2 separate regions of the Homo sapiens genome follow, and region 1 is linked to region 2. Evidence: chromatin loops called from intact Hi-C (ENCODE). Cell type or tissue: endothelial cell of umbilical vein. All regions are shown on one strand. Each heading gives the region's core, and the rest is flanking DNA. Links, peaks and the distances in the headings are about the cores only. Region 1 overlaps STAT1 (signal transducer and activator of transcription 1). Region 2 overlaps STAT4 (signal transducer and activator of transcription 4).

Region 1 (15,895 bases), core at 3,754-11,753, 52 kb before region 2:
CTGCCTCAGCCCCCCTAGTAGCTGGGATTACAGGCACACACCACCATGGCTGGCTAATTTTTGTATTTTTAGTAGAGATGGGGTTTCACCGTGTTGGCCAGGCTGGTCTCAAACTCCTGATCGCAGGTGATCCACCTGCCCCGGCCTCCCAAAATGTTGAGATTACAGGCGTGAGCCACCGCGCCCGGCCTGGCTGATGTTTCAAATGTGTGCTTAATAGGGTGGACCGTGGGGGTAAAGAGAGGGAGGGAGGGGGAGATAGATAGATAGAGGAAGAGAGGAAGCCCAGATTCAGATCCTGTCACTGCGTGACCAGGGCAAGTGGCTTAACCTCTCTAAATCTCAAAGTCTTCATCTATCAAAAGGGGATTAATAGTACCTAGCAGATAGGCTTGTTAAATTAGATGGCATACGTAAAATGTTTAGTATAGTAGACAGAAAGTAGTAGACAATTAATAGCTAGTCCTATCATTATGAGCTTTGGCTAAAGGCCTCTTGGAGAGTAGACTGGTTCTATTACAGTCCCAGAGGAAAACACTGATTACACAGGAAATCCAGACTAAACAAATGCCCAAGTCATACTGCAGAGAACACTGGTGCTCTGGCTCTCTTGGACAATTTCCTCAGGAGCCTATGGTCCTGTTGCTCCTGAGGCTGCACCAGGCGTTGGCCCCTGGTACCACCCTCTTTCAGAGCTGCAACCTCCAGACTTGGCAGAAGACAGCCAGCTTGGGGAGAGCTGCTTCTGTTTCAGAGTATACACTCTGATTCTAAGAGTAGATGCTGGATGGAAGTCATGGCCAAGGGGCAGGACAGCAAACCATTGTGAAGTCAACCCAATTTAGAGACTGATTCAACCGTTGTCTAACCAGTGCCGTGCCTATATTATGAACTCTTTTTCTTTTCTTTTCTTTTTTTTTTTTTATATTATAGCCTCTTTTAGCTCTTTAAGTCTTCTATGGGTTTAATGGGAGGCTTTAGTGGTGTATAGAGGGTGTGTGTGTGTGTGTGTGTGTGTGTGTGTGTGTGTGAAATGGATTTATTTTATTCTACAAATGAAATGAATAAAATCACCTGAAATGGAACGGAATGGCTACAGCGAGTGTCCAAAGACCACAAAACTGTTTCCTGACATGTGCTTAGCATATTTAAATTGTTCTCACAGTATCATCCTGAGAGCAGAGAGAGCAGTCCAACTGCTCCACAGGACTGCAGAGAGGGAACCAATCCATCTATTTTCTCAATAATGGTGATGACAGAGATGGAATGCTGATTGCCAAATCCCAAACACATACGGGCCTCTCACCCAAAGGCCATGATGCCTTTGTCTTAATAACAGAATAAACCCAATCCTGTACAAACAGCTTCTTCAGGGTGCATGTTTTGAATGGGGCAAAGATTAGCTTTTTGTGGGAGGCTTTCCAGGATACCGGACAAAAGCATGCACTAGAGACTCACTAGGTAGATTCAAATATTCTTTCTACCATTTACTAACTGCTTGATCTTAGTCAAGTTACATAAAAGGGGCTGTGTGGGGAGGAGGGGCTCTGTTCCCACATCTGTCAAAGTAGGAATAACAATAACACCTAACTCAGAAGGTGGCTGTGAGGACTGAATGAGTTACTACCTGTGAAGTACATGGTATACTGTAGGTGCTTAATGTCACCTATTAATGGTGGTGGTGATGATGATGTAATTTGCTCAGGAACAACAAAGGAGGTATAAAAAATCCCCCCATTTTACAGTTCCTGTGATGTAACATATTTTCTGAATAGGGCTTTATATTTATTCCATTTTTGTGCCAGGCCTATAGCAGTGTTGGGAGCGAAACTCTAGCAGGATCCTTCTTACATGCAGAAAAGGTTCATTTTACACTTGCCAATAGGAATGAAACTATTTCGCTGCCACAATAGCTAACTGTTTTTCTAAATGGCCTATTTCGTCAACAACAATCAGGAAAGTGTAGGAAGGTACAATCTCTAATGATTGTAGCCCGTGCTTAAGGTGAGGAAAAAAGTCAAAAAATTACACATGAGAAACCTGAATCCAGGCAGATCTTACTGAGGCCTTATCATCGCATTCCCCAAATGTCTGAAGAGTGACGCCCTCTCATTCTCGCTCACCTTTCCCCTCCCTGCCTTCCTCTCTTTGTTGAGCACCTACTTTTTGCCAGGCACCGGGTATACAGTAAGGAAGAAAGGCCAGTAATAACTCAGGATATTTTTTGGAAGCATTAAATAAATTTTTAAAAATGAGCTGGAATAGCTCCATGTGGAAAAGAGCTTAAAATTAAACAGCATCAGCAAAAATCCAGCCAAGCAAGCACAATCTTTAAGAGGAAGGATTTTAGGCTGAAAGGCAAACAATACTAGTTGATATACTAAAAAAGCACCCTCCAAAAGGAAGATGTTCCCTTTTGTGGACAATCATATTCCCATTTCTATCACGAATCTCATTAACTATTTCACTCCTTGAACCTTTTACTCTTGGCAAGCCCTTCACAGCCCCAGGAGCTACTTGTACAAATTAGCTCTCAAATATAAGGCAGATGAAGTAATCTCATTGCTGCTAAAGTATAATTCTCTCTAATTACTGTAACTACCAAGCGTTAGTCCCTCCCTTTCTAAAAATAACACTCCCTCCCCTAGACACAGTGATGAAATCGCATTCCGAAGAAAAACATTTGCTTATCAAAGAAATCTTAGTTCCTTAATATATGAAATTTCTACATGGACAACTTTAAAGGGGAGAGGAGGAAACCTGAATATTAGAAATGTCACTTGTTTTTTGGAAGGTGCTGAATGCGAGGAATAAAAATCCCACTGATGATGTAGGTGGTTTAAATCCAGCAGCTCCAACTTGTCATGGCTCATCTGAGCACTGCACTCTCCTTGGCTCCGCCAGGGCTCCCTCCCGCAGACAGGCCCGGGATCTGCCATGGTGCGCTCCCTGCCTCTGAGCACACACACTTATTGAGAGCTACACACAGGCCAGCCGTGGTACTCACCATACTGTCGAATTCTACAGAGCCCACTATCCGAGACACCTCGTCAAACTCCTCAGGAGACATGGGGAGCAGGTTGTCTGTGGTCTGAAGTCTAGAAGGGTGACTAAAATGGGGAAAAAGAAAAGAGCAATGTCAACATCTGAGTGATGAAAGCACTAGTGCATACTTACACACTTTATCTTTTGTCTGTAATTGAATTATCACGTTATATTTTTATTTTGGGTAAGTGCATACACTTGTAAAATACATTTGCAAAAGTACAGCTCATGGGAGGCTCATGTCCCCAGCCCAGCCCCTTGGGAAATGTTTCACACTCCAGGGATGTGATAAGCAATAGCCAGACTGGAATCTGTGCCGCTTCTGCCTGGGTAAGCCTAGGTGTGAGCATGTGCGGTGCACTACCCTGAGATGACAATGCCTCGTGGCTTACCCTGGACAGAAAAGCACCAGAGAAATGTCTGGGGAGTCCCTCATCCCTACCTTGAGGTTTGAATGCAGATAAAGCTGCTCCACACAGTGTTTTTACATGAAGGCTACATCCATTCACCCCAAGACAGTGCTGCAGGCCAAATAACTGACAATGACATTTCCAAAATTTTTTCTACCTTTTATAAAATGAAACAACAAAATCAAAGCAAGTGGAGACAGTGTATCTCAATCATTACTTTGGCCTTTTCTAGATTGAAAAGAACTACTTTCCCACTCTGATCAACTTTTGCTCATTTTATTTATACTTTTTCAAAGGGTATCAGTTTTGGGAAAATTTATATACCTTAAATACAAATTTGGTTTTTGGCTTTTTTTTTTTTTTTAAAGTAGTAAAATGCTGATAGGCAGTAACACGGGGATCTCAACAAGTTCAGCTGTGATGGCGATAGCAATTACAATGGAAAAGTAAAATACAAGCATCTTCAACAGGCCCCAGCCAGGAGCAAGGCTGGCTTGAGGTTTGTAAACATGTCACTCTTCTGTGTTCACTTACACTTCAGACACAGAAATCAACTCAGTCTTGATATATCCAGTTCCTTTAGGGCCATCAAGTTCCATTGGCTCTGGTGCTAGAAATAAACACATTGTGTACGCTTTCCATCAACCGAAATTCCATCAGAATACAACATCAACTTTTCGGGGGGATTAAAGTTCTACTGTGTTTCTAGACAGCTTAGCCTCCTAAAACTTTAAGGAGCTATAACCTCCCTGCCTGAGTCACCTAAAATTCTAGTGGGAATGCAGAAACAACGAGAAGAAGGATCTGAATTCAGTCTGGAAATAAGCTAGTGTTCAGCAGGACACTAGCTAGGAGCTTTCTCTTTACACAACTTGAAATCTTACAAGAAGTCTGAGCCCAAAATATGCAAAGTTCTATCCAGTTTATTGGCATTAGCCTGGCTAATGAATATTCACAGCTGTCAAGGTAAGCTGGGGACATCTTCATTCCAAAGTAATTGTCCTAATATTGAGATTTCTGATTCTGAAAAACAGCTTTGTTGGTGTGTTCCAAACAAAACAGGTCTAATTCGAACCTTCTCAAATGCAATTCATTGACAACTGAGAAGCAAGAGACCTGTGTTCTCAGATGAGGCCTCCTCTTAATAATTATCTAATAAAAATAGGATCTAGTAAGTAATTGGGCCACCCTAAATGAACCACTTCACTTCTCCCAGGCCTCAGTTTCCTCAACTTTAACGTGAGCAAGATGCCTTCTGTTGGTTTACCACAGTTCCTTATTTAAACCCTTTTCATGTGGAAACAGTGATAGTAACAAATACACAAGACCAGCAATGGACTTTTCCAACATTCCTAAAATAGGAAATTGTCCATTCATTTCTTACTAGCTGTATCAGGCCAAATAATGCATTATGTTTCACCTGCACTGAGTTTATGCCATCTTTTGAAAGCCTACTCTTACCAATTCGAAAGCAAAACACTGCATGGGTGGAGTTTCAGAATAATCACCCCCTCATCAGGAAAGACTGTGCCACGCTGTTACCACCTGCTTGCCCCACTTACCTTCCTTTGGCCTGGAGTAATACTTTCCAAAGGCATGGTCTTTGTCAATATTTGGATACAGATACTTCAGGGGATTCTCAGGAATATTCTCAGCAGCCATGACTTTGTAATTGCGAATGATGTCAGGGAAAGTAACAGCAGAAAGTTCTTTCTTCGTGTAGGGTTCAACCGCATGGAAGTCAGGTTCTAAAAAGGAGAAAAGCTAAGTAAATCCCATAGAACATCCCAAAATGAAAGAGGACAGAGAAATAAAACACTGCAGAGTTGATGGATTTGAGTGAACCTCATAAGAACTAATCACAATCTAAGCATTATAACATATACAGTAGACTGCTTTATTTCTAAATAAATTATAATACTGTCTCAGGGAAAATAAAGGGAGGTATTATTCTCAATAACATTCTATTTGCCATTATTTGCTTAGATTTATAAATCTGGGCAAAAAAGATTTATTAAAAACCTTTAAAAGCCTGCATCTTCAATGATGTGCTGCCCATAGGCACATAAATAACTTACTACTAAGTGGATCATCTTGGCTTAAGCCACAGATTTAAATTACTAGAGATAAACTCACTTTGTTTTTCTTTTCATATTGAAAAATCTAATTTTTTATTAAAATAAATTATGATATATAGAAAACAACATTTCAAATTAAAAATGATCCTATTTGCTACATTTCCCTGTAACCCTTAACGTAATAAACCATGGTTTAATTTACTCCCGTTCTTATTCCCAGACTGAATTCAGATCCTTCTTCCTAGCTGATACAGAATCTCCCTTTGGGTGTCGACCTTCCAGAGGCCACGGTTCAGGTGTTCTGGGGAGCCTGCTGTGGAACATGAGACTATGCTGCCATCCTAACCCTTCCTGGCTGGTAGTGTCCTGCTTGACCTTTCCTGGTTGCCAAGGGTTTTCTTCATCTCTGCTTGGTCTACTATATCTGTCTCTCAGCTGGTTCAGGAAGGGAACAGGATAAGAGGAAAAGGGCAGGTTCTAATGACTACTGCCCACGCCAGACTCTCATCTCAGCCTCCCTGCTTTTTCCTCAGAAGAAAAATAGAACAAGAAAAGTATTCCAGAAAAACAAATAGAACAAGAAGAGTATTCCTGAAAAATAAACAGAACAAGAAAGAATACCGTTCCAGAAAAAAAAAATAGAAGAGTATTCCAGAAAAACAAACAGAACAAGAAGAGTATGGCAGAAAAACAAATAGAATAAGAGTATTCCAGAAAAACAGGAGAAGAGGAATATTTCAGAAAAATAAATAGAACAAGAAGAGTATTCCATTTTGTGTCTACCCACTGAAAGTATAAAAATTACTAAAACAAATCAGTTTTTCCTCCTGCCCTTCAAACAGACCAAACTCTAAACAACAGTGAAAAGTAATCAGTTGGTCTTTATGATTTTTTCATTTACGCTGTTGAGCTTCACCCTCAGAAACCTGCTTCATAACACCAAGGTTTCTGGAGTCTTTTAGCCATGGACTCATTTGATTAAATAGAAACCCCATATATGATAAAGATAAATTTGCAGCTGCTCTGTTTGAAGGCAGGGTAGAGGCTGCCACTCGTCCCAACAGGTCCTGCATCAACTCCCTGGCTGATGATGTGTATGAAGTCTTCTCCCGAAGCCTGTCTCATCTGCACACTCTACTCTGGGATGACCCTAAGAGAATGTGGATGCTTACTCCTGTGGGAAATGTGATTCCTTCCAAGAACGGGTTGCAGATTACATTGACTCACATCCTTGATCTGCAGATAACAAACCTGATGCAAAGGAAAGAATTGGCATTGTCTTTTCAAAACCATCATTTCCACAATATGTTCCAGAGAGTGAACCACAACCACAAACATTTGTGGTGGTTTATTAAATCCTATCGGGGGCTCATTTGGGGTAAGTATAAGATCTGCAATTTCATGTCCCAAACGCACTATCTGTATGAGCTGACTGGCGGCGATGAAGAGGGACTTCACACACATGGAATGGTGGGACTATGTGCTCAAACTCCCACTCACCGCCTCCGTTCTGGGACCGCTCCACCCATGTGAATGTGATGGCCCCTTCCCGGGAGCTCTCACTGAACCGCAGCAGGAAGGTCCCCGGCTGCTGGTCCTTCAACAGGGCACGCTCTCGCTCCTTGCTGATGAAGCCCATGATGCACCTGGATATCGAAGAGATGGACGGATGGGCTTTTAGTTCAATCATGATTTCCATTTTCATGCTAACTTACAAACCAAGAAAATGGCTGGAATGTGAGAAAAAAAACCTACGGTAAAAAACGTAGACTATTTTAAAATCTGTTCAGTTGACACTTAAGGAAGCATTTCACTTATACATGTATATACTAAGGTTTTAAAAAAAGCGATATGAACATGGTGTCAGTAGGATGCTACAGATGCTCAATAACACGTGTGGGATTAATGAGCCTTTTATTGTTCCTTTATTATTTTAAAGGCCATAACAATGTCTGAATGTATACATCTTTTTTACTGGAGAGGAAGACCTAGGCAATATATTTTCATATTTTAGCCCTTCTGATCAAGTTAAAGCTTCTGTTGAAATATCAGCCGATCCTGGCAATAAGTCAAGATAGAAATGATTTACCCAGTTAAAAGGGTTTTTCTTCCTTCCTAGGGGCCACATAGTAGGTGCTCAAAAAATTTTTGTTGAGTGAATGAATGCATGAATGGCACTCAAGAGTTGTTTTTTTTTTTTAATTTAGCTTTGCCAATACATATACTTGTACTAAGAAAGTGTAAGGTTAATGTTATGAGGTTCTACTCTTCTGAAGCCCTGAAGGGGCAGCCTATAAATGCGCACTCCTGTGAGATTCACACACGCCTAGTCAAATACTGAAGCTGGACTCAGGCCTTGTCTCAACCTCGCAGCACTAAAAATATGTTTCAAAATACATCTATCGGTGGCCCTTACCCATCATTCCAGAGAGGGAGCAGGTGTTTTTTAATGAGTTCTAGGATGCTTTCAATCCAAAGCCAGAAGGGAAAATTTTTATCATTTATATTTTCCTGAAAGTATACAAATGCAGACATTATGAACAAAAATCTAAAACAATGACTTACCATGGCCCCTCCCACCATCATTTGCAAAGACTCCCCAGGTGCCAAGGATGGAACTGTCCCATTCAGCACAGCAATGGGATCCCTCCCCTGGCAGGGAATATCAAGTTCCCTCCCCGCTCTTATCAGCATTCAGACCAGGAGCTCTCCAGAGCTCTCCACTTCCCTGGGCCGGGCTCTGCTTCCCTTTCCAAACAGTAGCAAGCTAGCCTGGGGGTGACCTCCAGCGTGACTCACGGAAACACAAGCTGCCCCACACTAGCAAAATCCAGCAGTGCAAGCTGGTCCGCACTGTCTGGTGACTCCAGCAGAATCTAAATGTTCCCCGCAGTGGGCCCCTCTGCTCGAGCAGGCCGTTAAACTCGTCTGGCTGGTCAGGCTGCGCCACCCAGCCCACAACATACATTTCACACAGAAATGGCTAAAACACTGCTGGGCAGGGGTCCAGCGTGAGTGAACAGAAGCCTCATTTCAGATATGAAAGAATGTTATCACTCAGGCAGGTGCTTCCTGTCAGACTCCTGCTCGGAGACCAACCTCCTGCACTGAAGAAAAGTAAACAACTTGCCCGAGGGGCTCCTTGGCCAGAGAAGAACACGCCAAAATAAGCAAACAGTTAAGTAACTATCACAGCAAGAAACATGAGAACCTCAACCAAGAGCAAAAAGGACTTAGAGAGCATAAAACCCAGACAGTCCTCACCTTACAAAACCTCGTCCACGGAATGAGACCATCGGGGCTGGCGTTAGGACCTAAACAAATAAAAACCAGATTTTTCAGCAAACAGAAACTGATTCTAAAGCTTTGGTTGGACGGATGGCTCTTGTATTTGCTCTCAAGGAAAAGAGCCAAACACCCAACAAAGATTGTATGTACACAGTTGACATTTTCGGATACCTTAATGCCAAATTAACTGAGCAATTATAATACGTGCTGTAAGAGGGCGGAATTTAAATGGTCTAAAATATGTATATGTTGGTTTGAGTTTAATGGCAGAAAGGAATGGATGGCAGATTCCTGGGCACCACGATATGAGAGTTTTTAGGGAAAGCGGAAACATCACAAAGCCTTACCATCTGCTCTCTCCCTCCCCAGCCCCCCTTTTCCCTCCCTCCTCTAAAGAGAGGACAGTCCTTTTAATGCCTCTTCATGTTACACTTCCTTCCAAGACCATCAGCTGACTTTGCCTTTTGCACTAAATCAAAGGTGTTCTGCTGGGCCTCCTAGAGAAGCCTCCCTATCCAGTGCCTCTTCCCACTGCCTTCCTCTGCTGCTCAGCAGAGCCCCCTCTCCCAAGGATCCTACAGAATTTTTTTCAAAGTTCAACCTAGGTGCCCAAGATCACCCCTAGATCTTCAATGTAACTGATACTTGACTTTACAAGTTTATTTTAGACATTATTTATGCATTTCCCTCAGCTTTCCTCCAAATAGGACATGGGCTCAGGCAGTCTGATGCAAATCAAAAACCAAGTGAGAGAAACGAGAGGAAGAAGCCCGGGGTTATTAGCTACACAAATTAAAGCAGCCTGGGCGAGAAGAGGCGGTAAGCCCATTATCGGTCTTCAAAGAGAACTACAAATGAGCCATTACAGCTAGAAAAGATATCCTTCTTAACTCTCACCAAATAAAGAAATGGAATAAGGGGATTTTGTACTTGTATTAAACAGCACAAGACCACCACTGTGACAGCTGCATATCCAAGAGAAGAAGGCACTGTTGAAAGTCACTGAGTTAGGAAGAGCCTACTGCTGTTTGGAGTAAATGCAGTGCTGCTCTACAGAAAGCAAATCTGGATACAAGTTGTCCACGGATTTTTAAAGAAATAGTTCAGATAGCCTCACTCACTGAAAGATCTGACCTTGAGACTAGTGGATCTTTGATTTGTTTAGTATGAAGGACTAATAAATGCACTGACATTAACCACTGAAAGGGAATTATCTACCACTGTCTAGACTCTGTCCAATCAGGCAAAACTGCAGATCAAAAGAGGCATCCTCTTGTGGGGACGGCATCCTCTGCTACCTGGGCCCCACCTGAGGCAAGGGCCCTGGGTTTATGCTGCAGTGGGCAAGCCCCAGGACTTTATTTCTCATCATGTCAGGGACTTCCTTTTTTCTCCCCAAGGTTAATGGTTAATAGGCCTTCATCTTTCTCATCCAGGAACTTATTTCAGCCACAAATAATATATTTTACATAATTCATAAAACTTTCCCTTGGGAATTCATCTCAGAAATCTTAATATGAGACAATGAGGAACGGATTCATTTAAATGTTATCAGGTCTATATTTCTTTCTAAGGTGACATATGATTCTCACTTAGCTATAATAAACTATAGCTTGAAAAGCTGACAGATTTTAGTACTTTTTTACCTTTAACAAAATAGCAGAGGGGAAAAGAGCAATTAGAGAGATATTTTTATGAATTTCAATTTTTATAAACATAACAAGTTAATATGCATATACCAAGAAGCTTCTCTCCCAACATGTTCAGCTGGTCCACATTGAGACCTCTTTTGGTGACAGAAGAAAACTGCCAACTCAGCACTTCTGAAAGCTGAGCCCATCGTGCACATGGTGGAGTCAGGAAGAAGGACAGATTCTAGAGAGAAAACACCCAAAATCTAAGGGTTACTACAGAGACACCAGTCACAAGTGTGGCACTAAAACATATGTCCATCCCAAAGTTCAATTCTAGTTTATATGACACACAGGTGCTTTCACAGTAGGGGAAGAGAAATACAGTCAATTTTCATTATTTACAGATGCACATTTGTGAACTTGTTTACTCACTAAAATTTACTTGTAACTCCAAAATCTAAATACATGGCATCTTTGGGGTCATTTGAAGACACACCCGTGCACACACAGCAGCACACAGCAGCAAAGAATTCGAGTCTCTTAACACGCTTCCAACTGAAGCCAAACAAAATGACACTCGCTTCCTGTTTCACCTCTCATAAGAAAAACGTGTCCTTTTTGAAGCCTATTTAGCGCCATGTTTTTTGCATTTTGTGACTGCTGTTGGTGATCCCTGTTTAAAATGGTGCCCGAGCATAGTACCACAGTGTGGTCTACTGTTCCTAAGCATGGGAAGGCTGGGATGTGCCTTATGGAGAAAATACATGTGTGAGGCAAGCTTCACTCAGGCATGAGTTACAGTGATCCTAGCTATAGGTGTAATGTTAATGCCTCAACAAGTGTATTAGATAAGGTGTCTTTAAACAGAAACACACATAAACAATGTTATGCATTGATGGGTTGACAAAAATGTTGTGACCAGAGGCTTGAAGGAACCTAGCCTCGTAGTTCCCTTAGGAGCAACAATTCATTATTTGCTAGTTAAGTGTTCCTGGTGACTTTAAAAAACATAAGTACTTTGAATAATTATAAATGACTGTAATTAATTAACAGTGAGTATCCACACTCTAAGAATGGAGCATGCTTGTTTAGTAGATGTATACATTTTAAAAATAATAACAATAAAGTGGTATGGAATCACTGACTGCCCTAGCTTACCCACATGGGAGAAAAAACGTAATTCTCATTTCAAATACATATCCATGCTTCATATTCCCAGATTTACTCAAAAGCCTTAGAAATACCACAGGAGCTTTGTCACTTCTCCCTTAACAACTGGCCATTGGGGCTATTTCAGAGATGCAGCAGTGAGAGCGTGGGGTCTCTGCTTAACCCTGGGACCAAAGCAAATGTGTTTTCCATACCCTGGGTTCCGCCACCAGCATGTTGTACCAAAGGATGGAGGCCCAACCGCTCGGGAGCTGGCTGACGTTGGAGATCACCACAACGGGCAGAGAGGTCGTCTAAAGGATGACAAAGACCTTGAAATCATCTGAATCACAGAAATGTCACCTTCAGATAACTGCTTAGCCTCAACTAAAAGCAGGGGATTATTTGTAAATTTGTACATATTTAATACTTGAAAATGAGAAGTGTTAAGTTCTGTTCTTCTGTCCAGTTTAACTTGTCTTTGATGTATCTTTCAGTTAAGAAATAAGTCCCTAAAAATAATAATAGCTACAATAATTAATTAAGGGATATGCAATATGAGAAGATGAAAACTGTCACAATGAAAACATAAAATGTGGGGGGAGGGCAGAGCAAAATAAATAAGTCCCAATGCTTAATGTAAAAAAAAAAAATTAACATCAGCGATCTCAACTGGAACTTTTAAGTTATTGAATTTGAAGGTTAATTCAATTGTCTAGCTTTCTGGACCATAAATTAAGGTTAAGATAGTATTAGCTGAAAAAGATCATTTTAAAACAATTAGGTAAATACCTCCAGAACAAACACTGAGAAATAAAAATACATGTAACAATTAAAAGTAAAAATAATGAAGTTTTCCAACTCGGGACCATAAAAGTCTTACCTCGAGGTCAATTACCAAACCAGGCTGGCACAATTGGGTTTCAAAACTAAGGGAGTGAAGCTCTTCAGTAACGATGAGAGGACCCTTGGAAGAGAAAAGGAAAGAAGAAAAGAATATAATTATTCACAGATCCTAAAACTTTCAAAAGCCCAATTAACATTGCAACAGGCCACAGAGATCCTGGGCCCAATCAGTGGCAAGTCTGAAGACTCAATATTCAATCTCTCCCAGATTTAATGATTCTTAGTATCTCAGTGTGCTCTGAAAGATAAGTGTCTGAAGTTACGGCAAGGGTTATAGATTCAGAGCAATGATTGTCAATGGGGAAAGAGCAACTAATGGCTTTGTGACCTAAGGCTTCTCGACCCTCAGCTCTGTCTGCCTGCCCAGTGTGGCTGCACATCTCAATGCAGATGGGTGGGGAGAAGGTGAGAGGACTGGGAGTAAGTGCATACTTGTGATTGTCTACTGCCTACCGGAAGGGCTGACTCACATCAACTTGGCAGGTCACAAGTTGTCTTGGTTTCGGTAGAAATGGATAGATTTCAAAGTGCCTTCATAAGCATTACCTCATGTGAGCCTCACAACTTAGAACTAGAGAGGTGCAACAGCTAGACCCAGGGAGGTCAAAACATAGTTCAGGCGCACACCAGGGCTAGAAGGCATCTTTGCACTGCCTGGGCCTGTGTTTGTCCCGCTGCTCCATGTGACCTCCACTGGTCCTGGTGTGGAAGGACTGCACACTGTGTGTGCATAAATGACGAAAGTGTTCTCAACCAAAACAACTCCAGATATTTCATCCTTTGTCCATAGTTCATTTCTGAATGCATCACAAACCCAACTCCTTAAGGATCACGCTGTAGGAAGGAAACTGATGCAAAGGCAATGCTTTTGGTAGGGGATGCAATGGCCGAAAAGCCCTCTTGGCACACAGCAAGGCAGTCATCAAAGTGGCCTCTCGTTCCAACTCTGACAGTAACTCTGTGCACCCTTAGCTAAATCCTGCAAACTTCTGTGAGTCAATTTCTTCACCCGTAAGATGCGAAGAATACAAAAGCCCACAACAGCTACTCCACTGAGTTGTCCATGAGTGTCTAATGAATTTGTGTGCAAAATCGTTTGACAATAGTAAAGCACAAATGTGGTGTTTTTACTGTTGTCACAGATATACCAAATACCCAGCTCCTTTGCTGCTCTTCCCTGATGGGTCTGAACTCCTCTGTGAGGTGTCCCCAGCCACCAACTGACCTGTCCTTGCTAGACAGACCTGCCTGATTTGGGCCCATTCACAACATAAAGGGACTCTCACCTCATTCGTTCTGGTGCCAGCATTTTTCTGTTCTTTCAATTGCTATAAAACAAATAATCATCTTAGTAAACACCATGGTAATGGTCAAAGTTGCTATCTTCATTTACAAATGAGAACAAAGTTAGGACTAGAAAGAATGACAGACGTGACTTTATCTTTAGAATGCAGAACATGGGACAAATTGGCCCTCGTTCAGGGTCCATGAGCAGAAGCACGTTTCCTCAGTGGCCTCATGGTGCGGACACCAGTCTGGAGGGATCTCTTGGAATCACAACCCGCTCCTCTCCTGTGTTCAAACTTTCCCTGAATGTTTCCCCATGCACCTTCGTTAACTGTTTCATGCCCTGAGGCTCGGGACAGCTTCTCCCTCCCCTTTCCCTCAGCAGAGTCCTCCAGGCTGGGCCCAGTGACTCCAGGTCCACCTGCCCTCAAGTGGACGTCAATCTCTGAGCTGTCAATCCCTGAGCTGACGAGGGAGCAGGCTGGGGCCCTGAGGGCGGCTCTGAATACCCTCAGGCACCTGAGTTGGGCTAAGCTTTCGAGTTAGGTAGAGCTTCCTAGCTACGAGGCTTGCTGGATCACAAAGTGGTCTCTAGTGAAAAAGGATGCCTTTAACCTCCTGCAGGTTCTGGGCCCAGGGAAAGCTTCGGACTCAGCACCCACAGAGCCTCACAGCAACTGGCAGCCCCCATGTTCACAGAGGAGGAAAGATGGTGCACCCACACAGAGCATCCTGCTGGGTCTCCACTGCCTGGGGAATGAGCCCTACTGCCCTGGAGAAAAGGTGGTAGAGTCAGGCTGGCGTGGAGGCAGGGGCTGTGGGCAGGGCCACCAGGAAGGGGAACACGGGGGCTGAGGAGTGAACCCTGGTGTACAGGACCACACTTGGATCACAGTCAGGACACGGGAGCCATAACCTTTGAGAAAACTGCAAGCGTAGGTGAGTGACCGTGGGGATCATGCAGGCAGCAAGTGCAAATCATTTACGTAAACACAGGCTTAGGAAATATTTTTACTGCAAGTGATACAGCCCAGAAAACAGAGTGAACAGTCGTGGGATAAGGAGGAGAAACCAAAATGCCCCAAGTACTGGCGACAGGAAGACACCAGCCACAAAGTCTACAAACCCCAGCAGGGGGGCGTCCTCCACATGGCAATGTGCCAAAAAGGGCTGCTCTATTGTCAAAAGTCCTAAGAAACCAGAGACAACATAGAGAGGAAACTGATGTCCCTACCAGGTGCCGAAATTCAGCCGCCAGACTGCCATTGGTGGACTCCTCCATGTTCATCACTTTTGTGTGCGTGCCCAAAATGTTGAACTTCCTAAATCTATACAATATAGGAAAGAAATGCTGAAAAGTCTTCCAACTATTAAATAAATAAAAATATAGCACAGTATAGCGTAAAGTACGTCACGTACCCTTTTACTGTATTTCTCTCATTCACATCTCTGCAAAAAAAATATATATAATCACATATGCGTATTTAAAATTTGAAATAAGCTTTAACAAAATTATAAGAGTATAAGAGCATAAGAGTGTAAGTGAATGATGAATAAAAAATAAATCTACACCTATGGATTTGCAGCCTTTCATTCACTCCCTGCTTCCATCTACCCATACTAGGTCTGGCAAGTATCACTGAATGACCTTTGGCAAATAAATGGTCTGGGCCTTACATTGTTCATTTGCACAACATACTAACAGTGCCAACATATAGGACATCATGAGGAATAAACTAGTTAATTCCTCACCAGTACACCCTCAATAAATGTAAGCACCAGCACCAGTACACCCTCAATAAATGTTTAAGCTATCGTTATTGTTTATTGAGCAGCTACTTGGTGCAAGGCCCTGCACTAAGCACTGGGGATCCAGCCAACAGCACTGCCCAGTAGTCACAAAGCTCAGAGGACTGCCAATGTGACCATTTAATTCTCATTTTTATTCTCTATGATCTTTAATGCTCTCATGAAAGTACCAGGAAAGTCAGTTATCTGGGGAAAGTGGCAAGTTTAAGTTTTAAGTCTGAGGTTAAAATTTTGAAAGACCTTGCACTTCTATATCCAGTGATTACTTTGTCATGTTCTGGCCAAATAA
Region 2 (15,895 bases), core at 5,511-13,510:
AGAAAATCGTCAAGCAAATCACTTTCTGTGTCTTGTGGTTCAGAAACCCTGGTTAAGCAAAGCAATGCCTGATACAGGCATTTTCAAATATTTCAAAAATATTTTTTGAATGAATAAATGAACGTCACTGACCAACACTGAGATCAGGAATCACAGGTTAATTCAGCCATTCAGATCTCAGCACTGGCTCTAAGACCTATCGAGCCACAATTGAGGGGGGAAGAGAATAATGAGCATGCATAGCGCAAAAAACTTCCCTAAAGGACTTTTAATGAGAGCTCTACTCCTTCACACCCCTTCCAACCTCTCCCCTCTCTCTGCCCTCTCTGGACGGCAGAGTTCTTTCCGTTTGCGGCAGTCTATCAGTCTGTGAGATGTCTAAGAAGATGACTGTCAAGCCTGACATAAGAGTGTTGTGGAGGACTTTTTTTTTTTTTGAGTCGGAGTCTTGCTCTGTCGCCCAGACTGTAGTGCAGTGGTGCCATCTCGGCTCACTGCAAGCTCTGCCTCCCGGGTTCATGCCATTCTTTGTGGAGGACTTTTACTAGGGGCAGAAGTAGTAATGCCCTTGAGTGTAATGGAGAGTTTAGGGGAAATTTCAGGAACACTTGGTTCATCTATGAGTAGGTAGATGTCTAGGATGTTAGGCATGCATGAGATAATACCTAGCATCAAAGGGAAGTTAGAGTGAGCTTATAAACTGTAATTCTAGACAATGTCTATTGGAAGTTCAGGGTGAGGTAGGGAGGAAGTCCTCTCTGTGTGATCAAAAGCAAGTGTGTTTTGGTTAATCAGGATGAAGCATAACATTGGGGGCTGTTTCATGATTTTAGAGTTTGGAGCTGTTAGGAAGAGAATTTCAGCTTAGTTTTGCAGGCAGCCCAAGGAGCAAAGGAAAGGAAGGAACTAATGACTGTTCTTGATGTGTCCAAACACCAAATCATTAATAAATATTTATTCAGGGCCAGATTGTACTAGATTCCAGGGATATAACTGTGAGCAGGGCTGTCTTGGTCCATGTACATACAGAGCTTGCTTAGAGTCTATTGAGGAAAATAGATGATATCATTTACACCAAAGGAGATAAGCACTGTGCCGGGGATGTAGAGGATGCTATGGAGGAAGCGTGGCATGACCTGAGCCATGCGCACACATGCGTGTGTGTGTGTGTGTGTATGTATGTGTGTGTGTTTGGCAGGAAGGCTTTCCAGAGCCTGAAGAATGCGTAAACATTATCCAGGTGCAGGGATATATGGGATGGGGTTGGAGAATTGAGAGGATGTGGCAGGGGAAACAGAGAGAACATGGGCCATCAAAGAAACTGAAAGTAGTTCAGTCAGTCTTGTGTGCAGATGTTTTGGTGGATAAGAAGCTGTTGGGGAGGAGTGAAGAGAGATGAGTTGAAGACTAAGAGGGGACTAAATAATACGTGACTTTGGAAAGATCTGTTGCGAATTGTGGTCTTTATCCAAAGCTGGGATTCTTAACTAGTTTTTGTGACATGGACCTCTTTGGCAGTCTGATGAAACCTGTAAGTTTTTCAGAAAATAATGTTTTTAGTTGAATAAGATAAGATGCATAAGATTCAAAAGAAAACCAATTACATTGAAATACTGATATCGGGCCAACTTTGTGATATATTAAAACCAACTTTGTGACATAGTAATATAAATGATTCTTTTTTTTTCTTTTTTTTGAGACAGAGTCTCACTCTGTCACCCAGGCTGGAGTGAAGTGGCATGAGCACGGTTGGCTGCAGCCAAGACCTCCTGGGCGATCCTCTCACCTCAGCCTCCAGAGTAGCTGGGACCATAGGTGCATACCACCACACCTGGCTAATTTAAAAAAAAATTCTATATATATATATATATATATATTCTGAGTAGAGATGGGGTCTCCTTGTGTTTCCTGGACTGGTCTCAAACCCTGAGGCTCAAGTGATCCTCCCACCTCAGCCTCCTAAAGTGTTGGAATTACAGGCATGAGCCACTGCACCTAGCCATGCACTTATTTACTAATGGCATTAAATAATAGGATTTAGCAGTGGGTCCAATTAATGCAATTTCAAAATTGTGCTTAGCATAAACAATATTTTGAGATGACTTTAATAATTATAATATGATATAAACGTGGTATGGGTTATGGTTTGCTGCCCATATAATTGAAGGAAATTAACTGTAGTTAGAAGTTAGTGGAAGTAAAACTGTAACTTTTGCCATCTAAATTCATGAGCCCTTTGAATTCTGTCCATACACCCCAGACAAGAACTGCTAATGCAGAGCATCATGAGCCATTCAAAAATTTTAAGTAGGGAGTGAAATTATCCAATTTAAGTAGAGCCCTCTGTCTACATATGAAGCTGCATGAAATTGTTTTTTATATTTACTGTAAGGAAAGAGAGAATGTCCTTCCCCATGTTTTTATGGCATCCTCTTTGTGAGTGCTCTTGTAGAAATCTTCTGTCTTATAGTGGTGGTTATACAACTATATGAGTTTGTCAGAATTCATAAGCTGACACACCCAAAAGGGTGAATTTTACTGTATGTAAATTATATGCCAATAAACCAGACTTTAAAAAGTGCATCAATAAAATCAATAAATGTTCCTGGTCAATTTGGAAAAAAAGATATCTTTACTCTGTGTCAGAAATTGGAGTATGTGTGCACAGAGGCCAAATGCTAAGCGTGGACTGTCTGTCTACAGCTAGAGCAGAATACTGGGATGGCTTGACTTTTAATTCTGTTTCTTTTACTGTGGAGAGTTGCATGGGCCTCCCAAACTGCATGAGGTAAAGAAAAATCCCTTGAATTTGCCAGAGGTATATTCATTCTTTATGATTCTTTGGTGGGGTGGGGTTCTTGCCACCTTAGATTTTGATGAAATTCATTGGCTAGTTGCCTTCTTTCAGCATTTATTACAGATGAAGGCATTGATAATCAGAACAATTAGTTAAAGTGATTCTTTAAAATAAATTTGAATAGTCATTAGCAAAATATGTATCTGTGATTGATCTGGGATGAGTGAAAGGAGAGGTGAAAATGTGATTAATATTTTGAAACTAAGAAAACCACGTGCCTTCCCTACTCATTGCTTCCTCTCTCACCATGTGATCTCTGCATATCCCAGCTTCCCTTCCCCTTCCTCCATAAGTGGAATCAGCCTAAGGCCTTCATCAGATGCAGGTACCAGTGCCATGCTTCTTGTAGAGCCTGCAGAACCATAAGCAAAATAAAGCTCTATTGTTTATAAATTACCTAGCTTTGGGTATTCCTTTAGAGTAACACAACACAGACTAAGACAGAAAATTGATACTGAGGACTGGGGGTTGCATTAAGGATACTTGCAAATGTGAAAGTGGCTTGAAACTGAATAACGGGCAGAGGTTTGGAAGAGTTTGGAGGACTCAGAAGAAGTTTGGAACTTCTTTTTTTCTTTTTTTTCAGATGGAGTCTCGCTCTGTTGCCAGGCTGGAGTGCAGTGGCACGATTTTGGCTCACTGCAACCTCTGCCTCCTGGATTCAAGTGATCCTCCTGCCTCAGACTCCCAAGACTGAGACTACAGCTGTGTGCCACCACACCTGGCTAATTTTGTATTTTTTAGTAGAGACAGGGTTTCACCATGTTGGCCAGGATAGTCTCGATCTCCTGACCTCGTGATGCACCCGTCTCGGCCTCCCAAAGTGCTGGGATTACAGGTGTGAGCCACCGTGCCTGGTTGGAACTTCTTAGAGATTGATTTAGTGGTTGTGACCAAAATGCTGATAGAAATATAGACAATAAAGGTCATGCTGAGGAAGTCTCAGATGGAAATGAAGAACTTATTGAAAACTGGAGCAAAGGTCACCCTTGTTAAACAGTAGCAAAGAACTTGGCTGCATTGTGTCTAGGCCCTATGGCTTTATAGAAGGCTGAACTTAAGAATGATGACCTAGGGTATCTGGCAGAAGAAATTGCTAAGCAACAAAGTACTCAAGAAGTGGTGTGGCTACTTTTAAAAGCCTATGCTAAATTATGGGAGCTAAGGAATGACTAGAAAGTGGAATTTATAATTAAAAGGGAAGCAAAGTGTAAAAATTTGGAAATTTCATAGCCTGGCCATGTGATAGAGAAGGAAAGAGCATTTGTAGGCAAGGAATCCAAGAGTTTGAGGAATCTGAGGGTGCTACAGAGCAACCATTGCTAAAGAGATTAGTGTGACTAAACCAGAGCCAAGTGTTACTAGTCAAGACGATGTGAAAAAGGCCCTGAAGGCATTTCAGAAAACTTTGAGGCTGACCCCTCCATCATAGGCCCAGAATCCTAGGATGACAGAATGGTTTGGGTAGAGGACAGGCCTAGAGACTGCTCCCCTGTGACCAGTCTGCTGCTTCCTGTATCCCCACCACTCCGGATGGCACAGCCATGGCTCACATGGCCTCAGTGGCCCCAGGTGTGAGTCATGTCACAGCTCTGGAGGGCATAAGCCATAAGTCTTGCTGGTGTCTACACAGTATTAAGTCTGCAGGTGCCCAGAATGCAAAAGTCATGGAGGCTTGGCAGCTTCCACTTAGATTTCAGAGGATGTATTGGAAAGCCTGGATGCCCAGGCAGAAGTCTGCTGCGGGGCAGAGCCAACACAGAGTGTCCTCTCTGGGGTAATGCCTAGGGGAGCCATGGGATTGGGGCTGCTGCTGCAAGGACCCAAGAATTATAGTCATCAGCAGTGTGCAGCCTCAGCCTGGAAAAGCCATGGGCATTCAACTCCAACCTGTGAGAGCAGCCAGTGGCCTTGGGAGTAGGGCTGCTTGAGACTGTGGGAGTCCACTCCTCATACCAGTGTACCCAGGATGCAAGACATACAGTCAAGGATTATTTTGGAGCTTTAAAATTTAACATCTGTCCTGCTGGGTTTTGGACTTGATGGGGACTGTTACTCCTTTTTTTTTGGAATGATTTCTCCCTTTTGGGATGGGACTGTTTATCCAATACATGTACCACCATTGTATCTTGGAAGGAAACAACTTGTTTTTGATTTCACAGTTAATTCGCCTTGAGTCTCAGATGGGACTTTGGATTTTGAAGTTGATGCTGGAACAAGTTAAGACTTTTGGAACTATTGAGAAGGGATGATTATATTTTGCAGCATGAAGAAGACATGAGTTTTGGGGGGCCAGGGGAGGAATGCTATGGTTTGGATGTTTGTCTCCCCAAATCACATGTTGAAATTTGATCCCAATGTTAGAGGTGAGACCTAGTGGCGGGTGTTTGAGTCAGAGGGTGGACTTATGAATAGATTAATACCCTCCTATGGTGCAGGGCATGAATACAATTCTTACTCTGTTGGTTCTTTTAAGAGCTGGTTGTTATAAAGAGCCTGGCACCTCCCCACTCTCTCTCTTGCTTCGCTTCTTGCCATGTGATCTCTACATACACCGGCTTCCCTTTGCCTTCTGCCATGAGTAGAAGCAGCCTAAGGGCCTCACATGCAGATGCAGGTTCCATGCTTCTTGTGCACTCTGCAAAACCAAATAAATCTCTTTATGAATTACCCAGCCTCAGGTATTCCTTTATAGCAACACAAAATGAAATAAGACACCCCCACAAAAATGATTTTTGGAGTACAAGATTCACAATCTTGAGAAATAACTCTTAACTCTGGGGTCAATAATTTAGTTTTGATTTTCTGAATCTAAATAAAAATAGCCACTTATTGAACTTTTATAACGTGGCCATTGTCCATATTATGGAAAATGAACTACAGATGTCCTTCATTTTGTACCCCCAAATAACAATGATGACTGTGATCACATAGAAAACCTTGGCATTCTGCTACCAGGCTCTAAATTGACAAGTTTTTAAAACTTCTGTGAAATAGGTAGGAGTCCATTGTACTTTTGATAAATTCCAGGGAGCAAAGAGCTTCTGCAATCTATTTTGTCTAAATCCAATTGTTTAAGAGCACTTCCTGGTAGGAAATTACTTCTTTAAAGATAAAACTGTAATAGTCATGCTCCAGTTTAAATTATTTCATCCAATTCTGCTGCCAGTTGATACACGTGTCAGGCAAATTTTAGAAAACCGGGTTTTGTGGAGAGAAGTAGAGACTGGGAGGATGCACCTCCAGTTAGATGCACCCTTCCATCAAACAGATGCCTCCACCCTAAAAGCATTTAGGCGCTCACAAAGGAGTAAAGGAACTGGCCTTGGGGCAGGTGGAGAGTTTGTTCCATAGGAATAATCTAGGAGCCAGTTGGGCACATGTGGGTGGGATGAGATTGCTCAGATGGAATCTCTCTAAGGGAAAGGGCAGGTTATAGTAAAAGCTTTTATTCCTTTGAACTCTTTTCCATCAAACATTAGCCTCTGCCTATTTGGTTTGCCTGGAGGACAGGAGGTGGGCAGAAGGAATGAAATAAGAGCCCTTCAGAGGGGGCTGCCATCTCTGACTCTGCAGTCAGGGCTCATCTTGAAACCTGGTTCTGGATTTTTCTGCAGCTGGCATGGCAGATGCCTCAGTAGCATTACTTGCTCAACAGATTCAGCAGCATCCCCAGGGCTCAGCAGGCATAGAGAGCTCTCCAGGTCTTGAGCACTGGAGAGCTCCATGCTATTACTAAGGACAGCAGCTGGGCAATGGCACCACTAAACATCCAGTAGGGGTGAGGCAAGGACCAAAATAGACTTGCAATTCACATACATTACTATCCAGGAAACCAACTACCCTTCCTCTTTACTAGAGAAAATTGAAGGAATGGAACATCTCATCCTAAACCTCTTTCCCCAGTCTCAGGTTGGATTCTTAGGACCAGAGAGACTATTAGAGCTGGGAAAGATCATAGAACCCACATAGTCTTACCTCTTCTAGAGATGAAGAATGAGCAACCTATGAATAAAATCAGTTACCCAAGGCCAGAGTTGTTATTCTCCTAGTCCTCATTTCATCCTCCTAGTCCTCATGAGTTTTTTTAAATTATTATTTTTTTAACCCATGTGTCTGCTTACAATACCTGTAAAATCAGTGCAGTTTGCCCAAGATACCACCAGGAATGACTCTGGATCCCTCCTCCTTTGGAACCAGCAGCTGTTGAACCCCATAGTTGGAATAACGTTGACATGGCACTAAGGAGGCTTCATAATTCAACCCTGGATGCCCCGTGAATTTCTGCTAATGTCCCATCACGACTTTCCTCTTGGATCTACTGTGATCACCATGCCTGCTAGCGTTCATCATACTGATTGGCTTATTTGGCTTTTCCCTCACGCCTTCTTGCTGAGGTGTAGGTGTGACTTTATTATTCTTGACCTACCCTGAAACATTAACACTTACATCTTCTAGCTAAAATCGTAGTAACACCAGAGAGACAAAATGAGAAATAAACCAAACACAGGCAAGCGAGTCTTCTGTTAATATTGTTATTAACACTGGTTTCTTAAAGTTGTCTTATCTTGCAAGTTTATCTGAAGCTTTGGTTTCAAGCATTTCAGTCACAACACTCCCAATTGAGGAGTGCCACGGGAGTGTGAAGAGAGCTTCAGATGTCAAACATTTCCTAGAACCTGGTATTTACAAAGCTGAAGAAATAAAATGTGGTTATTGGGCAAAGAACAGTCTTTAAACTTTTTCATTTGCTTCCTTTCTTGGTGCGTCAGAGTTTATCCTGTCATTCAGCAGAATAAGGAGACTTCATCTAAAATTAAAAATGAAAATAATCTTTGAGGAAACTACTGGTTTTCAAATCAATCACTATTTCTTGGGCAAATAAACGTCCTCTTTTCTACGAATTACTCCATAATTTTTCTATTACCTAGTTAAAATACTTAAACTAAGTATTTGCAAAAGTAATTGGGGTTGATCAGTCTAAAATAAAAGGTACCTTTCAAGGAGACAGAAAAGTGTTTTAAGAAAAAGGCCTGTTTATCCACCAAAAACATAATGAGGAAATGGGTGCAAAATGTAGCAAATGTTCAGTTAGACATAAATAACTTGACGATTTAAGGGAACTAACATTAGAATAAGCTATCAAAGTAAAGTGAATTTTTCATCTATGGAAATCTTCAAGAGAAGGACTAAAAGCCAGCCAGATAAAAATTTTTTGAGGCTTAGGGTCTCTCCAAGTTTCTATTATATTATTCTGATGTATGTTCACTTTCATGTAAATTGGGGGTTTGAACCCATTGACAGTATTGGTGGATAAGAGCAAATAGCATGCATCCCAAATAACATTATTGCATTAAAGATTATGACTCATTTCTCAAAAAGGAGAGCATTATTATGCCATTGACTGTTATTCATATATTATTGATGAGGCTCCGGGTTCTAGAAATGCAAGTCACAATCAAGAAAAATTGCAATTTGTGATGTTTGCACTGTTAAGATAGCAAACTGGGTTTACTAGATAGTAAGTAACTAGTAAACTAGATAGTATACTAGGTTTATAAATATTGACCAATAAATGGTGTTTGCTAAAGTAGAGAGTGGTGGGGAGTGAGGGGGCCCATGGTGCAAGCAGCGATAGTGTGCTTGAGTAGGGTATAGGAATATTTTGCCCTCTGGTGGTTTCTGGTGGAAACAACGTAAAGCAGTTTAAGTAACTGAAGGTGTCTGCTTTCAATACGCATAATATCAGCAACACGCAGGACCATCCAGACACCTTTTGTGTTATGCTCATGAATTTGTTCCAATAAATGTGTTTTCTCCCTACCCAGGCAGTATTTCAGCCCCTTTGATTCACACACCACCTTTGCATCGTTGGAAACACCTTTGACCAGCAATGGAAAATAAAGGGAACATACTGCAGTTTCAATTGTTGTGGGACTCAGGTTTTCTCTCAACACCGCATACACACTTGGAGACATGGGAAGAAGGTCTGATGGAGAATGTGGCTCTGTTGAATCACTTCGGCTTAAAGAGATAACAAGGTCAATATGGACAAGGATTAAAAAATAATAATAGTTCACGGTGACTTACTATGTCAGGAACTCATTTCTAGGGCTTCATCTATTTGTGACATTGAGTTATCTAATTCATCATTTCATATCAGAACACTCAACTTACTGTGGCATATATGGCATATAAAAGGGGAATTTTATAATTTTAGGCACAATAGATTGTGGTAAGTGTGCCCTGAAGGCTAGCCTTATGTATTAAAGGAAATGGGACATTGCACATTACAATGCTTTGTTCTCAGTTATGTGTACTCTGCTCTACCTTTAAATCTCCTATAGGAAAGCTTTTTATAAAAATATTTCACATGTGACTAACATTACTCACATTGTTGAGATGGGGATAAAAACAGAAGGAACATAACCTTTGTCACCCCTTTCTGTTGGTCTTGAAACTGGAAAACAAAAAGGCACAATGTTGGGGAAAAAAATGTCAATATTATCAATAAAACTGGGGAAAAAAGAGTCTAGAAAAATATTAACAATGATAAGAGGAAGAGAGATAACGCAGTTGTTCGGTGATACACAGAAATGTTTTGTTAAATAGGGGACACAATCTTTTAGATAAGCATAAAATGTGCAAGAAGAGAAAAACAAATCTCTTGGCAGGCCTAATCTGACTTTACATATTAATGCCTCTAAACTGTGTGGGAAAAATTGAGAATCAACTCTATTACCTGTTTTCTACGTTTCATTTATGTTTGATTATAAGGACTGATTGAGTCATGTTTTGGGAGATATAATAACCCAGTTCTTTTCATTAAAATTGACACCAATCAGAATCTTATGATTGCAAACGTTCTTGAAGTACAGATGTCAGTGTTCCCAAAAGTATCATTGTACTGTAGTAACAGTCATGTGCAAACCTCACCTTGGAAAAATTCCCCAAACTTCTCTGGTATACCATGTTGAACTAGTATTTGTTCCAATTTTCCAACCCTAATTTGTTGCATTGATATTTGTTATTTCATTTTTATCAGTTGTTGAAAGTCACTGAAAAGCCACAGGTTTGTTTGATTTTATTTTCTTTTGTATTTTTGTTTATTTCAGAGGGCATGAAGTCAGGTGGCTGCAAGTCTGTGAGTGACAACTGTAGGATATTCTACATGATGGTGCCCAAAGATTTAGTGCTATAGATGAAGATTTTTATGGATTGTATACACTTTCATTAAAGAAACAGAATGGTGAACGTACCTTAAAATTGCATAGTAATTTAACAAATTTTCTTTTATGTATTCAACAAATATTTACTGAATCCCTCTTTTAGCCAGACATTGCTCTAGGTCCTAGGATACAACCAGGAAAGGTAGGCTGGGAGTGTGGGGGAGGGAGAGGATGAAGCAGAGATCCACAGGTCCCCTCCCTAGCAAATGAACAAATACCCTGAGTTGTAAGACTACAGTAAGGTTAAAAATATAAAACTTATAAACCCTGGGGTTCCTTTGCAATATACAGACTTGTTTTACTATTAAAAGCTTCTCATCATTACCCCCTCTTTCTTTTCCTTTCCCTCAGTCATAGACATGAAGCCTGCACCACTTCTGTCTTACAAAGGAGAAAACTGAAGCTCTCCAAGTGGCTATGAGAGGCCCCCATGGCCATGGTGAAGTTTAGTTACAGCTGCTTATTACTCGCTAGTGTTAGAAAGCCCAGCGGTCCCTTTTCAGGAACTGCTGACATACCACTTCATTTCTAAGGCTTTGACCTCCACATGCCCTTAGATCTTACAGAAATCAGAGTAAACAAGAAGGGGAACTTCATTTACTTTGCTCCAATATGAGGTTATTTTCCAAAATCTTAAGGAAAAAAAAACAAAAACAAACAGAAAAACCTAACCTTCGCAAGGCTGAGAGCTGTAGTGTTTACCGAAGGCTTTGTCTTTGGGAATGTCAGGATATAGGTACTTCAGAGGGTTTTCAGGAATGTTTTCAGCCATAATAACTTTGTAGTCTCGCAGGATGTCAGCGAATGGCAGAGCAGACAACCGGCCTTTATTGTAGGGTTCTACAGAGTGGAATCTCACTTCCCCTTGAAAAACAGAAATTGGAGAAATATACAGGTTCCTGTACACATTCCTTGTGACCATTTCTTCCCTGCCCACATTATCTTCATGCCACTGGAGTGACTTGTCAGTTCATGTCACTTCAATGTCAGACCTTCTGCTGTCTGGACAGTATAGATTGTGCATACGATAGACTTTTTGGAATTCATAGGTACCCTGTTCTGAGACAACTGCAACTACTAATATTCAAGCCCACTGAATACATCACAGACAGATCAACACACCATACACTTCCAAAAACTGAAATCCCAGTAACCAAATTTAAGAAAACTAATTTCACATGAATAAACATTAGTGAGTATATACCACTTTCAGAATGGTCCACCCAGGTGAAAGTTATTCCTCCGAGATGGCTTTCACTGAATCTTAATAAAAAGGTGCCAGGCATTTTATCCTTTAGCAACAGCCGTTCCTTCTCTTTGCTAACAAAGCCCATGACATACCTAAAAATAGAACATGCATTATTTCATCTGATCATTATTGGATTTTCACTTATTGCATTTACAAAGACCTACAGTTTGTTTTGAGTGTAATCAAAAGTCATTCTTACCTGAAATACTCATATATAGATTAATATACATAGTGCCACTCCACAAAGAATAAGAAATTGCAACTATTTTTTTCTGTGGTACTAAACATGCTTAAGAGAAAAAGAAAGAAGAAAACCAATAACAACAGAAAAAAAGAACATAATTAACTCATATGAAAAATATAGCCTATAACTTACCCATCAATCCAAAGGGGAAGAATGTGTTTCTTAATTAGATCCAATATTGCTTCAAGCCATGTCCAAAAGGTAAATGATTTACCAGGTAAATGTTCCTACAGGAATAGACAAGCACATTAAGACAATGATTATTTAAGTAATAATGTTGATATAATAATTTAAGTTCAATTTTTCACCAAAATATTATCTTTAAACTGGACAACACCTTAATTTCTTTAAAAAATATTCTTGGCCTGGTGTGGTGGCTCATGCCTGTAATCCCAGCACTTTGGGAGGCCAAGGCGGGCAGATTATGAGGTCAGGAGATTGAGACCATCCTGACTAACACGGTGAAACCCCACCTCTACTAAAAATATGAAAAAATTAGCCGGGCGTGGTGGTGGGTGCCTGTAGTCCCAGCTAATCAGGAGGCTGAGGCAGGAGAATGGCATGAACCCGGGAGGCAGAGCTTGCAGTGAGCCGAGATTGCGCCACTGCACTCCAGCCTGGGTGACAGAGCAAGACTCTATCTCAAAAAAAAAAAAAAAAGAAAAATTCTTATCTGGGAAATTCTCAAAACCCCATGTAGTAATAGACTTAGAAAGGAACATTGTATTAAAAAAATGTATCTAAATGATGTTTCCCCGACCGTTTGTACCTTGCAGAACTTGGCCCAGGTGAGGTGACCATCACTGTAGCTAGATTGGACTGAAATGAAAGAAAAGAATGAAATTTTTCACTGGACAATGAGATGCTTCAATTTTGTGCTCAATTTAGATATTTTGCCTCTTCCCTTTCAAGCATTTCTTAAGCACTTGATATGGGTTTGCAATGTACTGAGTGCTAGGTACAGTACAAATACAAGACATCATCCTTGTTCCTAAGAAATTTATTATCTAGAAAATAAGCTTTTTGGTGGAGGAGCTAACAATGGCTTTAGAAAGCAGGTGGGTATCTAGGATATGTATGGGTAGAATATAAATTGTCAGAGGAGATGAAGGAGGCCACTCCAGAGAGCAAGAGTAATATAGGACGAAGCATGATGGACATGGAGAAGGCTCACGTTGGAGACAGGAAGAGCTGCCTAATGTCGGTAAATGAACATTATAAAACAAATTTGTGTAAGTTAGGTATAGCTAGATTACCAGGAATGTTGCCTATTAAGATGGAAAGAATGGACTAGAAATCTATTAGATAGTAGCCATTGGCTGTTTTGATCCAGAGCAGTGAAAGGATGCAAGAGTTTCCATCTAAATTTTTAAGGACATTATACTCATAAGAATAATTTGATAAAGGTCTGAAAGGATATGGTTTCTATCTATACTACATGTTTAAAAGCTTTAGTCACTCTAACAAATGTTTATTGAATGCTATTGCTGCTTATGAATTAAATAAGGATCAAAACATGTATTTCCATTAAGTAAATTTTGTGATGTTTTCCAAAGTCCTAATGTATTTAGGTACCTATTGATCCAAGAGTAGATGCAAGTGGCAAGCATCCCAGCACCATGTGAGTCAAGCTTAAATCACACATGATTCTACTTCTGCACAAATGGATCTTTGGCCCTAATTTAACTAGAAACGCATATAGATCTAATTTTAACTCTTTTTTTGGTGTTAAATATGTTAAACCCTGACTTGTCAAAATACAGATCTCTTAGAGACTTTTTAGAAAATGTTTGGATTATAGTTGGCACATGTAGTACCAGTGACTCTATTTTGCAAACTTTAGAAATCTCAGTCAAAGCTGAAACTTTCTTGGTATGCAGAATTAAGTATTGCCCAGGTAGTTTAAAACTTCTATTACATTTCCTAGACCTAGTGAAGAAATCAGTCATTTTCCAGTTGGTTAATGTCAATTGAGACGTTCGTATGAACGATCATATGAGGCACCATTAAGGGTTCACCTCATATTTAGTGGAAATATACCCTGGAGACTGGGGTGGGGAATAGACAAGGAGGGGCTTTAGACCTGGACAGGTCTGGCCTGTGGCTTGGTGCTGCTGTGTACTAGCCATGCAGCCGTGGCAAGTCACTTGACTTCTGCACTCCAATCCAGTCATTTATAAAATTGGTAGAATAAGCTGAGCTTTGCAGGACTTTCCTGAGAATTAAAAATAATATAACACTTAGTTCTGTGCCTGGCAATATAGTAGGCATTGAATAAATTATGATTATCATCTTTATTATTAGTAGTAGTAATAGCGTCCTGGTTATTTAAAATGCCTGAGGGCCAAAAACAGAGGCAAATCCTCTCTATCTACCAGCTCTCACCTGTAAGCTTCTCTGCCAGCATATGGAGTTGATCTGAGTTAAGACCACGACCAACGTACGATGAAAACTGCCAGCTCATCACCTCCAGTAGTTGACTCAATGTGGCAGGTGGAGGATTATTAAAGAAAACCAAGTTCTGAAATAGAGTCAAGATGATAATTTGTTAATTATCTTACAGTGGGTAGCTAGTGAGGTGTGAGCAGGGCAAGAGAGGTCTCCCCCTCTCCCCACACACATACTAGGAGTGTTGGGTGACTATTAGGTGATAGTCAGGCAGTTAACTGTTTCTCTAAAGTCATAATTGGTCACAGCTGGTGCCAGGGAACAAGCGTGTCCTAATAGAAAACACCTAAAACTGTTCAGCAGCTTCCCAGTATGATCTCAGGAGTGGAGAGAAGTAACAAGACTTCTGAAGAATGCCAACCCCAAATCAAGAGGTCAAGCTGCACACTTGGCTTCTCAAGTTGCCCGCTTGGCCCTCTTCCAAGTTGTACTTTCCTTTCCTTCCTTTTCTTACTGTTCTAAAGCTTTTTAATAAACTTTCACTCCTGCTCTGAAGCTTGCCTTGGTCACTCCTTCTGTCCTATACTCCTCAGTTGAATTCTTTCTTCTGAGGAGGCAAGAATTGAGGTTGCTGCAGATCCATACATATTTGCCACCAGTAACAATTACGCTTATGACACTGTAATTCAATATATAGGATTCCTAATTTAAAGTCTTTTGGCCAACCTAAGTAAACATAAAATATCATCTCATCTCTGTTGTTCTTAAGACTGATGTGGTCTTTTCCTAAAAGTCTCCTTGTTCTTTGAGTATAATATAATCAGGGCTCCATCTTTCTTCAGAAGCATCGCTTGACATCTCTTTAACTTTTCCGTATCAGTCTACTCATGCAAGAACTTAACATTGTCCAAAAAGTAATTTGACAGATACTCTTTTCTAAAACAATATTCATCCTAAACAAAACTTATATCATATTATTTAATTGGTTTATCGTGGGGTTGGCACAAATTTTACCTTGACCAGACCAATCATCCCAAAGTGCTAGAAATGGTAAAGTCCCAGGCTAGGGAAGGTGACCCTACAATATTATGATTAACCTCAAATACCTATTTTATGGACACCATAGTAGTCTTTTCTTATTTGCTCTACATAATTAAAAAAAACAAAAACAGAGAAATGATCTCGCTCTGTTGCTCAAGCTGGACTTGAACTCCTGGGTTCAAGAAACTCTCTTGCCTCAACCTCTCAAGTAGCTGAAACTACAGGTGTGTACCATTGTGCCCAGCTAAATAAGAGAATATTCTGTGTGATCGACTACAAACGAGATTGTGCCAGAAACCAGGTCAACAATAGTGAAACATAAGACTCTGTCCCAGATTACTGGAAAACAGATGTGTGAAACTCAAGAAACATGTTTCAAGAAGAGGAAAGGAAGAATTCAGAAATCCAGTGCGGTGCCTGGAAAAGGCCGTTGTGAACAAGAGCTAAATTGGGCTTAGATTAATCAAGAAAAAGAACCAATTCAAGAGATTTCAGAAGGTGGGAATGAAAGAGGACACAGCATCCAACAAGGAATGGGCAATAGGAAGAGGAGGAATGAAGAGAAAGAATTTCTAGGGAGATGGTTTTTTGTGAACCTGAGAATGGTGCCTGGAAAAGTGACCAGAAAGCACAGAATACAATCAAGGCCTAAGGGCTTAGGTTTCAAAGCAGGATAGAATTAAGAGGAGAAACCAGGATTAGTTGTTTAGACTGGTTCTGTAACTAGGCTGTGAATCTGTGTTTTAGGAGCTGTATATTATCTATAGCTCTAGATTCTCATCCTAGAGCCATGTAAATTTGGGATGATGGGTGTGACGACTTTGGTGCCTTTCTTACAGAAGGAGGTTGCTGAAGAAAGCTAAGTGCAGCACTTCTCTGTGAGGCTG

The links. Hi-C counts contacts between places; a loop is a spot of excess contacts. Peaks named below come from ENCODE experiments on the same cell type or tissue, not always from the same donor. Only the 100,000 strongest peaks of a DNase experiment are listed, where the experiment ranks them.
Region 1: it touches region 2 in a loop (5-fold over the local background); 17 of 110 quality-filtered maps call a loop at or near these places.

The regions. Positions count from the first base shown.
Region 1 is chr2:190,971,823-190,987,717 of GRCh38, forward strand. It overlaps STAT1 (signal transducer and activator of transcription 1), which reads right to left. Exons shown (of 25, transcript NM_007315.4): 13 at 15,217-15,246; 14 at 15,032-15,125; 15 at 13,797-13,838; 16 at 12,488-12,571; 17 at 11,820-11,918; 18 at 10,561-10,696; 19 at 8,798-8,847; 20 at 7,950-8,044; 21 at 7,034-7,179; 22 at 5,018-5,203; 23 at 3,990-4,065; 24 at 3,008-3,110. Among named protein-coding and RNA genes, the nearest start is that of STAT1, 34 kb to the right of the region's middle. In endothelial cell of umbilical vein, for the core only: no CTCF peak of the experiment used is centred there; DNase peaks (open chromatin) are centred at 6,749 and 8,449; H3K27ac peaks cover 4,543 bases.
Region 2 is chr2:191,022,200-191,038,094 of GRCh38, forward strand. STAT4 (signal transducer and activator of transcription 4) reads right to left here. Exons shown (of 24, transcript NM_003151.4): 17 at 13,965-14,100; 18 at 12,349-12,398; 19 at 11,712-11,806; 20 at 11,291-11,427; 21 at 10,759-10,950; 22 at 9,251-9,317; 23 at 8,773-8,881; 24 at 7,377-7,667. The coding sequence ends at 7,641. It overlaps STAT4-AS1 (STAT4 antisense RNA 1), which reads left to right. Exons shown (of 3, transcript NR_136318.1): 2 at 8,686-8,898; 3 at 9,973-10,115. LOC124900514 (a long non-coding RNA gene) reads left to right here. Exons shown (of 2, transcript XR_007087796.1): 2 at 3,444-5,527. LOC107985785 (a long non-coding RNA gene) reads right to left here and starts at 3,458. Exons shown (of 2, transcript XR_001739163.1): 1 at 3,104-3,458; 2 at 941-1,529. In endothelial cell of umbilical vein, for the core only: a CTCF peak has its summit at 8,546 (motif pointing left); DNase peaks (open chromatin) are centred at 5,942, 8,562, 9,332 and 10,662; H3K27ac peaks cover 1,388 bases.